Regions from separate parts of the Homo sapiens genome. Here region 2 is linked to region 1. A link is a contact called in ENCODE Hi-C or POLR2A ChIA-PET data. All regions are on one chromosome and are shown on one strand. The core of a region is the stretch at or near the end of the contact, and the rest is flanking DNA. Distances in the headings are between cores, read along the strand shown.

Region 1 (5,446 bases), core at 1,078-3,577:
CAGGATTTCCCAAGAAATCAATTTATCAACAAAAGTAATCTTGCCAGTGTTAGACCACTGATCAGCTTAAGTCTGTGGTCTTGTTGTTATTTTCTTCTTTTTTTAATCCAGTCCCTGTTTGAGTCAATATCAAAAGGAAACCAAGTGTCTGCTGTATGCACGGTGCCCATCTAGGTCTGTGGTTTTGTCCTTTGACATAACTTGTCTTCTTATGTGGTTCTTTCATGGAGACCAGGAATGCTAGTAATAAAATTTGATACCACCTAAAACCTTTTCGACCATCAAACTGACAGCATCAGGCAGTATTTCTGTCACAAGATTACCTCGTTCCTTGGCAACTGCTCTGCAAAGAGTGTGCCATCAAGCTTGAAATGAACTGCCACATACTTGGAGCACAGTAGCCTTGAGAGGGTCTGAGCTCACTAAATTCCCTTCCAAAGCCTCAGCAACCACCCCCTTGAAGAAGTGACCAGAGAGAGCTGCTTGCCCCGACCTCTTGCCGTTCCTTGCAAGATAGGAGTTGCCCCTCTACACTACCAAAAACCCACTGGCCCTGGACAGGGCTCAAGGAGAGAGGTGGCTGATTTCCAGGAGAAGTTCGATACTAGACATAACAGTAACGGCAGCTGGCATTATGGGGACTTTGCTATTTCCCAGACGGTTGTACTAAGCACTTTACCTATATATTCTTTTCGTTTATACCTAAAAACAGCCAAATTAGAAAGAAACTACTATTGTCATCTCACGAGTTAGGAAACCAAAGTCCAGAGGGATTAAATTGCCCAAGGTGAGGAGACTGTAATCCCAGCACTTTGGGAGGCCAAGGCGAGTGGATCACCTGAGGCCAGGAGTTCGAGACCAGCCTGGCCAACATGGTGCATGGTCTCTACTGAAAATATAAAAGTTAGCTGTGCATGGTGGTGTGTGCCTGTAATCTCAGCTACTCGGGAGGCTGAGGCAGGAGAATTGCTTGAACCCAGGAAGCAGAGGTTGTGGTAAGCCGAGATCATGCCATTGCTCTCCTGGGTGACACAGCGAGACTCCATCTCAACAAAAAAAAAAAAAAGAAAAAAAAAAGAAGAAGAAGAGACACCAGGGATCTATGTACACAGAGGAAAGGGACAGGGAGAAGGCCGCCATCTGCAACACAAGTAGTGGGGCCTTGGGAAGAACCAGCCCTGCCAATGCTGTGATATTGGACCTCCGGCCTCCAGAACTGTAAGAAAATCAATGTCTGTTGTTTAAGCCACCCAGTCCATGGTATTTCGTTATGGCAGCTCTTACAAACTAAGACACAAATGGGTATTCTATAGGAATAGATATATATACAAGGAAGATAGACATTCTTCCTTTTATCAAAGTGGACTTTACTTCTTAAAATGCTCAGAATATACTAACATTGTAAAATATAATTTTAATTTTTTTTTGCAAATGGGAAACCACACAGTTCCAGTATCATCTACATAATCTGTTTCTGATTCTTGCCCAACTCCCGCAGCCCATGTTAAGGTTGAGAGCCCACTCCCTCCTCAGTTCCCAGGTTTCCGAACACACCTCCTTCTTCATCTCCCATTGAGCTGGTTGTAATCATGGCATTCGGTTACAAGTCTGTCTCCCTGGATGGACTGTGAGATCATGGGAACGAGGGCACTGTTGTTAGATTTTTAATTTTATTGTATTTATTTGTTTGTTTATTTTGAGACAGGGTCTCACTCTGTTACCCAGGCTGGAGTGCAGTGGCATGATCTTGGCTCACTGCAACCTCCACCTCCCGGGTTCAAGCTGTTCTCCTGCCTCAGCCTCCTGAGTAGCTGGGATTGCAGGCACGCACCACTGTGCCCGACTAATTTTAGTATTTTTAGTGAAGGCAGGGTTTCACCGTATTGGCCAGGCTGGTCTCACTCCCAACCTCAGGTGATCTGCCTGCCTCAGCCTCCCAAAGTGTTGGGATTACAGGCGTGAGCCACCGCGTCCAGCCTCTACCATGGCATAGCACATATGCTCACATACTCTTAGAAAGATCACAAGAAACTGGTGACCATGGCTGCTTGTGGTTAAAACTCTAGGGGGCCTGGAGGATGGGCTGGGAGGGAGTCACGGTTCACAGGATGGTCTTTTGTACCTTTGAAATCCACCTATTCAAATAAATGCAAAACCAGTTGCAGTACAGCCACGTCCACGGCAGCATGATTCACAATAACTCAAACGTGGAGGCAACCCAAGTGCCCATCCACAGATGAATGAGTCAACAAGAGGATGAATGAGTCAACAAGAGGTGGTGTATCCGTACAATGGAATATTATTCAGCCTTACAACGGAAGGGAATCCTGACACATGCTCCAACAGGGATGAACCTTGATGACATTACACTGAGTGAAATAAGCCAGATACCAAATGACAAATACTGTAAGATTCCACTTATACGAGGTTCCTAGAGTAGTCAGATCCAGAGACAAAGCAGAATGATGGTTGTTAGGGGCTGGGGACAGCAGGGAAGGATGGAGAGTTACTGTTTAATGGGTATAGAGTTTAAGTTTGAGAAGATAAAAACATTCTGGAGATGGATGGTGCTGATGGTTGCACAAGAATGTGAGTATCACTGAACTCTACACTTAAGAGTTTTTAGTTTTTAGTTTTAGCTGGGTTTGGGGTCCCAGGCCTCAGGCCTCACCTGCTGCCTCAGGATCTCCAGGGCCCTCCCAGATCACAGACCTAACAGATCTTAGGACAATTGGCCCAGGGTCATCAGCGCAATTGATGCAGCTCCCTCCCTCTCTTGTAGGACATTTTCATGGATGTTGGCATTTGGTATCAGAGCAGCTGAAGTTATTATGCATTTTCAGTGTATGTATTTATGTAGATAGTGGTACGCTCTTTTAATTTTTTTTTTTTTTTTTTTTTTTTGAGACAGAGTCTCAATCTGTCACCCCCCAGGCTGGAGTGCAGTGGTGCGATCTCGGCTCACTGCAATCTCTGCCTCCCGGGTTCAAGCAATTCTCTGCCTCAGCCTCTCAAGTAACTGGGATTACAAGCACCCCCCACCATACCTGGCTAATTTTTGTATTTTTAGTAGAGATGGGGTTTCACCATCTTGGCCAGGCTGGTCTTGAACTCCTGACCTCATGATCCACCCACCTCAGCCTCCCAAAGTGCTGGGATTACAGGCGTGAGCCACCGTGCCTGGCCATGATAGTGGTACACTCTTAAATGTTTAACAATAGCTTTCCCAAAATACATGTGCATATAAATACAGATGTAAGTTTGTTATAAATTTTGCTGATATCAAGGATATGTAGCATACAGCTTACAAGTAATAAGATATGCTGCACTCTCTATCATGAACTCCACATAACCAATTGATGCTCACAGAATGTTTTTGCTGATTTTTGTTGAAACACGATTTGACTAATCTAATTATATAGCAACCTGCTAACTCTTTTCCCTATACATTTATTTTCCTTAATCTGATTTGTGATGTAAACTATTTTCACCCTTGTATATATTACATACAAAACTGAAACCTCTTTCAGTTTCAGCACCGGACACCACCCACATGTGAGACTCCATAGTGAACATTTTCTCCATCACTTTCTTTTTCTTTTTTTTCTTTTTGAGACGGAGTCTCACTCTGTTGCCCAGGCTGGAGTGCAGTGGCGCGATCTCGGCTCACTGCAAGCTCCGCCTCCCGGGTTCACGCCGTTCACCTGCCTCAGCCTCCCGAGTAGCTGGGACTACAGGCACCTGCCACCAGGCCCGGCTAATTTTTTTGTATTTTTAGTAGAGACAGGGTTTCACTATGTTAGCTAGGATGGTCTTGATCTCCTGACCTCATGATCCGTCTGTGCTTCTGGAGCCTCTGGAGCATGTCTCCTGACGCCTGGAAAACAGCTACCCAGGGGCAGCGTCTGCAGGCACTGAGTCCAGCACAGGTTTCTGAGCTCCAGGCCACACAGAGTACGTCAGAGCACCCTGCGTGGAGCAGACGAATCCGCATCTGCAACGGGCTCCAAATACAACCCGCATCCCGACCCCGGGCACAGAGTTAGGGCCCAATAGAGCTGGGCCAGAACAGTTATTCATGGTCTTCAGAATTCATGTTTGTGAAATGCAGGGCCCATGTCTTGTAGGGGTAACAGGAGCAGTGTTTAGAGCAGAGCACAGGGCCTGTACCCATCAGGTGTTATTACTATGAGCTGCCTTTATTCGTGCTCAAGTTATTGAATGTGAACAAGTTTAGTGTCCAACACCGTGGAACAAGAAGTCCAACACCGTGATGCAGGATTCATCGAATGTGGGCGTCCCTCCTACCTCTCCACTGGCCCCTGTGACAGTCGATGCCTGACCTTACCTGTCAGTTCAATGTGTAAAAGCACAAAAGTAGATTCCTTGATTGTGCCAATGCCACAGAACAGAAGGGGGTGGTGCTGCAGGTTATTCCTGTGTTTCTAGGAAGGCAACAACTAGATAGAATCGAGCAGAATGGATTTCATCTAGTGCTTGATGGAAATAACAACCCCCACATGGCTTGTCATACACACAAAATGCAGAGAAATATGCAGCGTTCTGGAGTTTCCTGCACGCTGTCCCATGGGTTCCCCCATTTACTCTTCATACCAACTGGCTGATGGGTCATGGTCCCTGCAGATACAGGAACTGAGCTCAGAGAGAGGCCGTGTCTTCTGCAAGACCCCCGGCCAATGAGAGGGACTCAGGCCTGAGCACAGGTTTCTGAACCAGAGTCTCGCCTCTCACCTCCTCAAACCTCCCTGCTTCCCTTCCCACCAAGTTATAATTGAGTGATTGTGCATCCCGATTGTGGTCTTCCAAAGGCACTTAACGTGATCGCACTTTCCCCTTCAATTTCTCACCAGTTAGCTTGTAAATGACAAAGTCTGCCCCATGGAGAGAGCCTTCTTCAGATTTTAAGATAAAGACATCAGTAGTGCAATTAAAAAGATGAAGACAATGAAAATAATTATTTAGTAGGATAATAAACGGAATCTGGGCAGAGTCGTGCTGAGCAGCTATGAATTGCATCAGCACATAACGTACTGGCCGCAACTCACTGTGCAGAATGGCCAGGCCACAGGCTCGGGCTCCCCCGACACTCCACTTCCCATGGGCATTTTCCCCACTGGCCACTAACATCAGATGGGTTCACACTCATGAAAGACACTTGGTGCCAAGAAACAGGTGCCTGCAGGGCTGGTATGACATAGGGACTCTGTGGTGCAGTGTGTGTGGCTGGTTGGCGTATTAGCAAGGATGAGGACACAGGTGTCCAGTAAGGACTGCTTGAACGAAGGTCCTTGATTCACAGAACAGGAACTGTGCTGACCGCCTGCCCTCCTTTATCCCAAGAAGAACTCCAACTGACATCATTACACACAGCATGAAATCCAAACCTTGTCATCCTCATCACAACGTAAATAACATGTTTGTACCG
Region 2 (5,446 bases), core at 2,093-4,592, 73 kb after region 1:
TCTCATTCTTTTTTTTACGGCTGAATAGTACTCCATTGTGTGTATGTATCACGTTTTCTTTATCCATTCAACTGTTGATGGACACTTAGGTTGCTTCCAAATCTTAGCTATTGTGAACAGTGCTGCAACAAACAGAGGAGTACACCTATCTCTTTGATTTACTGATTTCCTTTCTTTTGGGTATATACCCAGCAATGAGATAACTGGATCATATGGTAGCTTAACTTTTAGTTTTTTGAGGAACTTCCAAACTGTTCTCCACAGCAGTTGTACTAATTTACATTCCTGCCAACAGAGTACAAGGGTTCCCTTTTCTCCATATCCTCTCCAGCATTTGTTATTGCCTGTCTTTTGAATAAAAGCCATTTTAACTGAGGTGAGATTCTATCTTACTGTGGTTTTGATTTGCATTACTCTGATGATCACAGATGTTGAGCACCTTTTCATAGGCCTGTTTGCTCTTTGTGTGTCTTCTTTTGAGAAATGCCTATTCAAATCTTTTGCCCATTTTTTGATTGGACTATTAGATTTTTTTCCTATAGAGTTGTTTGATCGCCTTATATATTCTGGTTATTAATCCTGCCTGCATCATTTTCTTTCTTTTCTTTTCTTTTTTTTTTTTACTTTGAGATGGAGTCTCCCTCTGTCACCCAGGCTGGAGTGTAGTAGCTCCATCTTGGCTCACTGCAGCCTCCACCTTCTGGGCTCAAGCAATTCTCCTGCCTCAGTTGCCTGAGTAGCTGGGATTACAGGCCTGCACCACCATGCCCAGCTAATTTTTGTATTTTTAGTAGAGATGGGGTTTCACCAGCTGGCCAGGCAGGTCTTGAACTCCTGACCTCAAGTGATCTGCCCGCCTCCGCCTCCCAAAATGCTGGGATTACAGGCGCGAGGCACTACACCCGGACCTGCCTGCATCATTTTCTAGGAAGACCCACACTTCTGTGGATGGCCTCTGCGGTGTCACCTTCCAGAGGCTAGGGTTCAGCCTCTCATTCTAACAACCTGTAAAGCTGTTGTCTGCTGCCCATGTGCATGCTGGCCCAATCTGGTGGCCAACTTCAACAGAAGTTTCATGAACACTTGACACAGAGAGACGCGCATTAACCTCTTTTGATCTTGCTGTGATTATGATAATACCTTATATTTTTGGGCAGTTAGTGGTTGTCAAAGCTGACATCATTTGTATTATCTCTTTGGATCCTCGTTGCAATCCCATGAAAAAGCCAGAAAGATTCACATTCTCAAATATACAAACTTTTGCTTAAAACTTCAGAGGGCTCATGGAGCTCTAGAAAAGATCAGTGGTCCCCTTAAGAGTTCAGGAACCTCGGCCAGGCATGGTGGCTCGCGCCTATGATCCCAACACTTTGGGAGGCCGAGGCAGGTGGATCACGAGGTCAAGAGATGGAGATCTTCCTGGCCAACATGGTGAAACCCCGTCTCTACTAAAAATACAAAACATAGCTGGGCGTGGTGGTGCATGCCTGTAGTCCCAGCTACTCGGGAGGCTGAGGCAGGAGAACCGCTTGAATCCGGGAGGCGAAGGTTGCAGTGAGCCGAGATTGTGCCACGGCACTCCAGCCTGGCGACAGAGTGAGACTCCATCTAAAACAAAACAAAAAACAGAGTTCAGGAACCCCAGGATAAGAAGTCAGGAAAGGAAAGTATCTTCAAAGCTGATGGCATGACTTTCTCCTGCCAGGCTCCCCATTGGCTGAACCCAGCAGACAGGCGGGGAGATGCTGATGGGGGTCTGGAGGTACAGGACAGTGGAGCAGGCTGGGGGCCATGGAGAGCAGGTCTGCAGGAGCAAACAGAGGGTTTCTGTACAGGATGAGCAGAAGGCCCAGCTGCAGGAGTTGGGCTGCAAGAGACAAGCAACAGGGCGGGGTGCTGGGTTTCAGGGACCCAGGTGGAGGCAAGCCCAGCTCTCAGCTGTCTGCCTATCAGGACCCCTGGGGGGAGTTTGGGGGGCGGAGAATGCAGATTCCTGGGCCTGGAGCCCCAAGGTCTGCCCTCAGGGACTCTTGGGTGGGGTTTGGGAATCTCTCGTTGTAGATATATTAAACCAGTGTTAGCGAGACCAGGGCAGGGGCTGCAGACGGTCTCTGCTGAGGACCAGGGCTTGGTCCCTGGGTGCTGGACGCCTTGGCCTGGGAAAGTCAGAGGGGAGGAATTCAAGCTCAACTTCAAGTCTCCAGAAATCCCAAACCCTCCCTTCATCAGCCAGTCCTGGAAACCTATGCTTTCTTCTCTTTTTGAGGGCAAGCTGACCCTAAGAGGCGGGCCTTAGGTGTCTGTGCACAGGGCCGGCAAGAAGCTGGGGTGGGGGTGGATGGAGAATGCAGAGACAAGAGCTCAGAGGGCAGCAAGGGCCAACCCGAGGAGCCACTTCTGAGCAGCTGTGAGCAGACATGTCCAGGGCCTGCCAGGCCCCCGACCTGAGCTGGGCTCACCTGGCCCCATCCCAGCCTCTTTTCTACTGCCCACGGCTGGCCAGGCAGGTGCACGACAGCCTTCCTCAGCCCTCCCTCCTGGCTCTGCTTCAGCCAGCCCTGCCCACAGGGCCAGAGGCCCACTGCTTTTGCTTCTGGGGGACTCTGAACAGCCAGCTCCCGGCCCTCTTTCAGCCCACCTCAGGGACCCTGGTACACAACAGGAAGTCATGGAGGGGACATGCAGGTGGGGTGCAGGGGCAGGATTTGTCCAAACCACCAACATTTTAGTTTCTTTTTTTTCTTTTAAGACAGAGTGTCACTCTGTTGCCTAGGCTGGGGTACAGTGGCACGATCTTGTCTCACTGAAACCTCTGCCTCCTGGGTTCAAGCAATTCTCCTGCCTCAGCCTCCTGAGTAGCTGGGACCACAGGCGTGTGCCACCATGCCCAGCTAATTTTTGCATTTTTAGTAGAGATGGGGTTTCACTATATTGGCCAGGCTGGTCTTGAACTCCTGACCTTGTGATCCATCCACCTCGGCCTCCCAAAGTGTTGGGATTACAGGCATGAGCCACGGCACCCGGCCCAGTTTTGAGTCTTTTTAAAAACACGTTATCATAATCTATGTATTATTTAATAATGACTTTAAGGATTTTCCATGTCGGTACATAGAGATCTAGCTCTTTTAAAAACATGATACAGTGCATTTTTATTATTTTTTCAGAGCAGCTTGACTTTTTCCCAAGACATCTTCAATAAGAAGTATCCATGTGTACGAACTGAGTGACAGAGGCTCATTTACCAGAAACCCCGGGCGGAGCAGAGCTGGGCTTGGCTGGTCCATGTGATTCCCCCTTGCTGACCAGCACAGGCCCCTCTCTCCCAGGGCCCAGGGTTTTACAATCAGAGGTCAAGTTCTAAGGAAGGAAGTTTGGGAGCTCAGAGCTGGGTGGCAACTCACTGGGTTTGCAAATTCTTCACAGATTAGCAACACATTTTCTTGCTAGTTCATTGTTAGTGAGTTGGGAATGTTTTCCTTTTTCTCTTTTAGTGAGGTAATGTCATTATTTTACACATGCCTCTAATTGGAGCACCCTCCCTTCCTCAAAAACTAATCGAGCCTTTTCCAGGTCAGGTTGGTGCTTAGTCATCTGAACACGAGTCCCGTCCTCTTCCCTTAATCTTTCCCAGGCTGGATTTTGTCTTTGAAACAATAGGAAATGACAGGCTCTATTTTCTTTTCTTAAAAGGACTCAATCCATGGAGTCATGAGTTTGGAACAGGGAAAGTGTGGGGAATTAATACGTCCTCCCAATCAGAAGTAACCAGCTTTCCTCTCTTTGTTTGGCTGAGCCTCTGCAGCCTGAGCTCATGATATCACAGGCAGTTCGCTTAAAAGCAGGAAGGCGGCATTTTCACCTGAAGATAAATTTCCAATGGGATTTTCTGTTAGACCCATTGGAAAGAAATGCAATTAGGCAGTGAGCAGTCTTGGGGCAAAGACTAGAAACATTTCAAAAAAGGGCTCTGCCAGAAATAATTTGTTAGACCCTTGAGGTCTATTTGCATTGATGATATTAACTGCATCTTAAAGTGTCCCAGGTGAGTCAGTCACCGGAATACTTAGGATAATCACTCTTAGGATAAGAGTGATGATTTTAATTTCTTCAACGAAATTCAGCTGTAATTTGGTCACTTCCAAGATATCGAGATTAACTGGATGGTGTTCAGTGACCTTAAAATCCGGAGCAATTACTATTCCAAGAGTCAGAAGGTCAAGGTTGGAGGCCAGGCCCAGCCTGCTCCTGGCTGTGGGTTCCTTATCTGTTCACAATCCCGAGACGAAAGACAATATTAGGAGCAGATAATGGACCCACAACCAGGAGCAGGCTGAGTGATGCCGCCCAAAGTGCGTAATGTTCTTACAGCCAGGACACAGGCACGCGCCAAAGCCCAAAATATCAACATTCTCCAGGTGCCCTTCACCCTTTTAGCCTTATTTTCCCTCACTCTGGCTGTTCCCTGTACTTAAACGTGCTGTTCCTGTTCCCACCTCCTGGCTGCTCCCTTCCCTACCTTCCTTCACCTTTGGAAATTCTGCCTATTCTTAGAGGACCATGTTGAGCGTGATCTCTGATAAGCTTCCCCTAGTCCATTTGGTGGAATCATTTTCTCTGAGCTCCCAGGGCCACTTGGTTTGGCCATTTACTGTCATTCTTCGATGTCAATTGTATTTAATTAATTAATTTATTTTTTACTTTTTTGAGACAGAGTTTTGCTCTTGTCGTCCAGGCTGGAGAGCAATGGCGCAATCTCGACTCACTGCAACCTCTGCCTCCCGGGTTCAAGCAATTCTCCTGCCTCAGCCTCCTGAGTAGCTGGGATTACAGGCATATGCCACCATGCTCGGCTAATTGTTTTTTTTATTTTTAGTAGAGACAGGGTTTCACCCTGTTGGCCAGGCTAGTCTTGAACTCCTGACCTCAGGTGATCCACCTGTCTTGGCCTCCCAAAGTGCTGGGATTACAGGCGTGAGCCACCGCACCCAACCCTTGATGTCGATTGTTTTTTTAGAGTCAGAGTCTCACTCTGTGGCCCAGGCTGGAGTACAGTGGCACAATCTCTGCTTACTGAAACCTCAGCCTCCCGGGTTCAACAGACTCTCAAGCCTCAGCCTCCCGAGTAGCTGGGATTACAGGCACCTGGCACCATGCCAGGCTTTTATATTTTTAGTAGAGACAGGGTTTCACCATGTTGGCCAGGCTAGTCTCGAACTCCTGACCTCAAGTGATCCACCTGCTTCGGCCTCCCAAAGTGCTGGGATTACAGGTGTGAGCTACGGTGGCTGGCCTACCGTCATTCTTACACTTTGTCTAATGTAGCTAAGCCCCTGAAGGATAAAGAAAGGGCCCCTGCTGAATCTGCTCATGGGCTCAGCAAAGAGAAGAAGGGATCAAAGGGAGAGAGAAAGAGGAGGGCAGGAGGTGCAGTTCCTTCCTGGGTGGA

The links. Hi-C counts contacts between places; a loop is a spot of excess contacts on that map. ChIA-PET counts read pairs that join two places held with the same protein, here RNA polymerase II (POLR2A). Pooled maps may share reads with other maps.
Region 2: a loop to region 1 is called in a pooled map, with 4 times the contacts of the local background. The contact joins two enhancer-like sites. A Hi-C loop is called at or near these places in 3 of 168 maps with a recorded cell type or tissue (HepG2, PC-3 and endothelial cell of umbilical vein) and 3 of 50 pooled maps. POLR2A ChIA-PET finds 5 or more read pairs at or near these places in 6 of 52 experiments (H1, MCF 10A, OCI-LY7 and 3 more).

Annotation. Positions count from the first base shown.
Region 1 is chr21:32,594,177-32,599,622 of GRCh38, reverse strand. The region is part of intron 5 of CFAP298-TCP10L (CFAP298-TCP10L readthrough); the gene reads left to right. It overlaps CFAP298 (cilia and flagella associated protein 298), which reads left to right. Exons shown (of 7, transcript NM_021254.4): 7 at 1-269. Among named protein-coding and RNA genes, the nearest start is that of TCP10L, 11 kb to the right of the region's middle. Within about 2 kb of position 2,327, at least 3 of the 41 ENCODE cell types and tissues checked have a DNase peak (open chromatin) inside an H3K27ac peak, as active enhancers do; they include endothelial cell of umbilical vein, where a contact is called at or near this core.
Region 2 is chr21:32,522,492-32,527,937 of GRCh38, reverse strand. No RefSeq gene overlaps it. Among named protein-coding and RNA genes, the nearest start is that of TCP10L, 60 kb to the left of the region's middle. Within about 2 kb of position 3,342, at least 6 of the 41 ENCODE cell types and tissues checked have a DNase peak (open chromatin) inside an H3K27ac peak, as active enhancers do; they include endothelial cell of umbilical vein, where a contact is called at or near this core.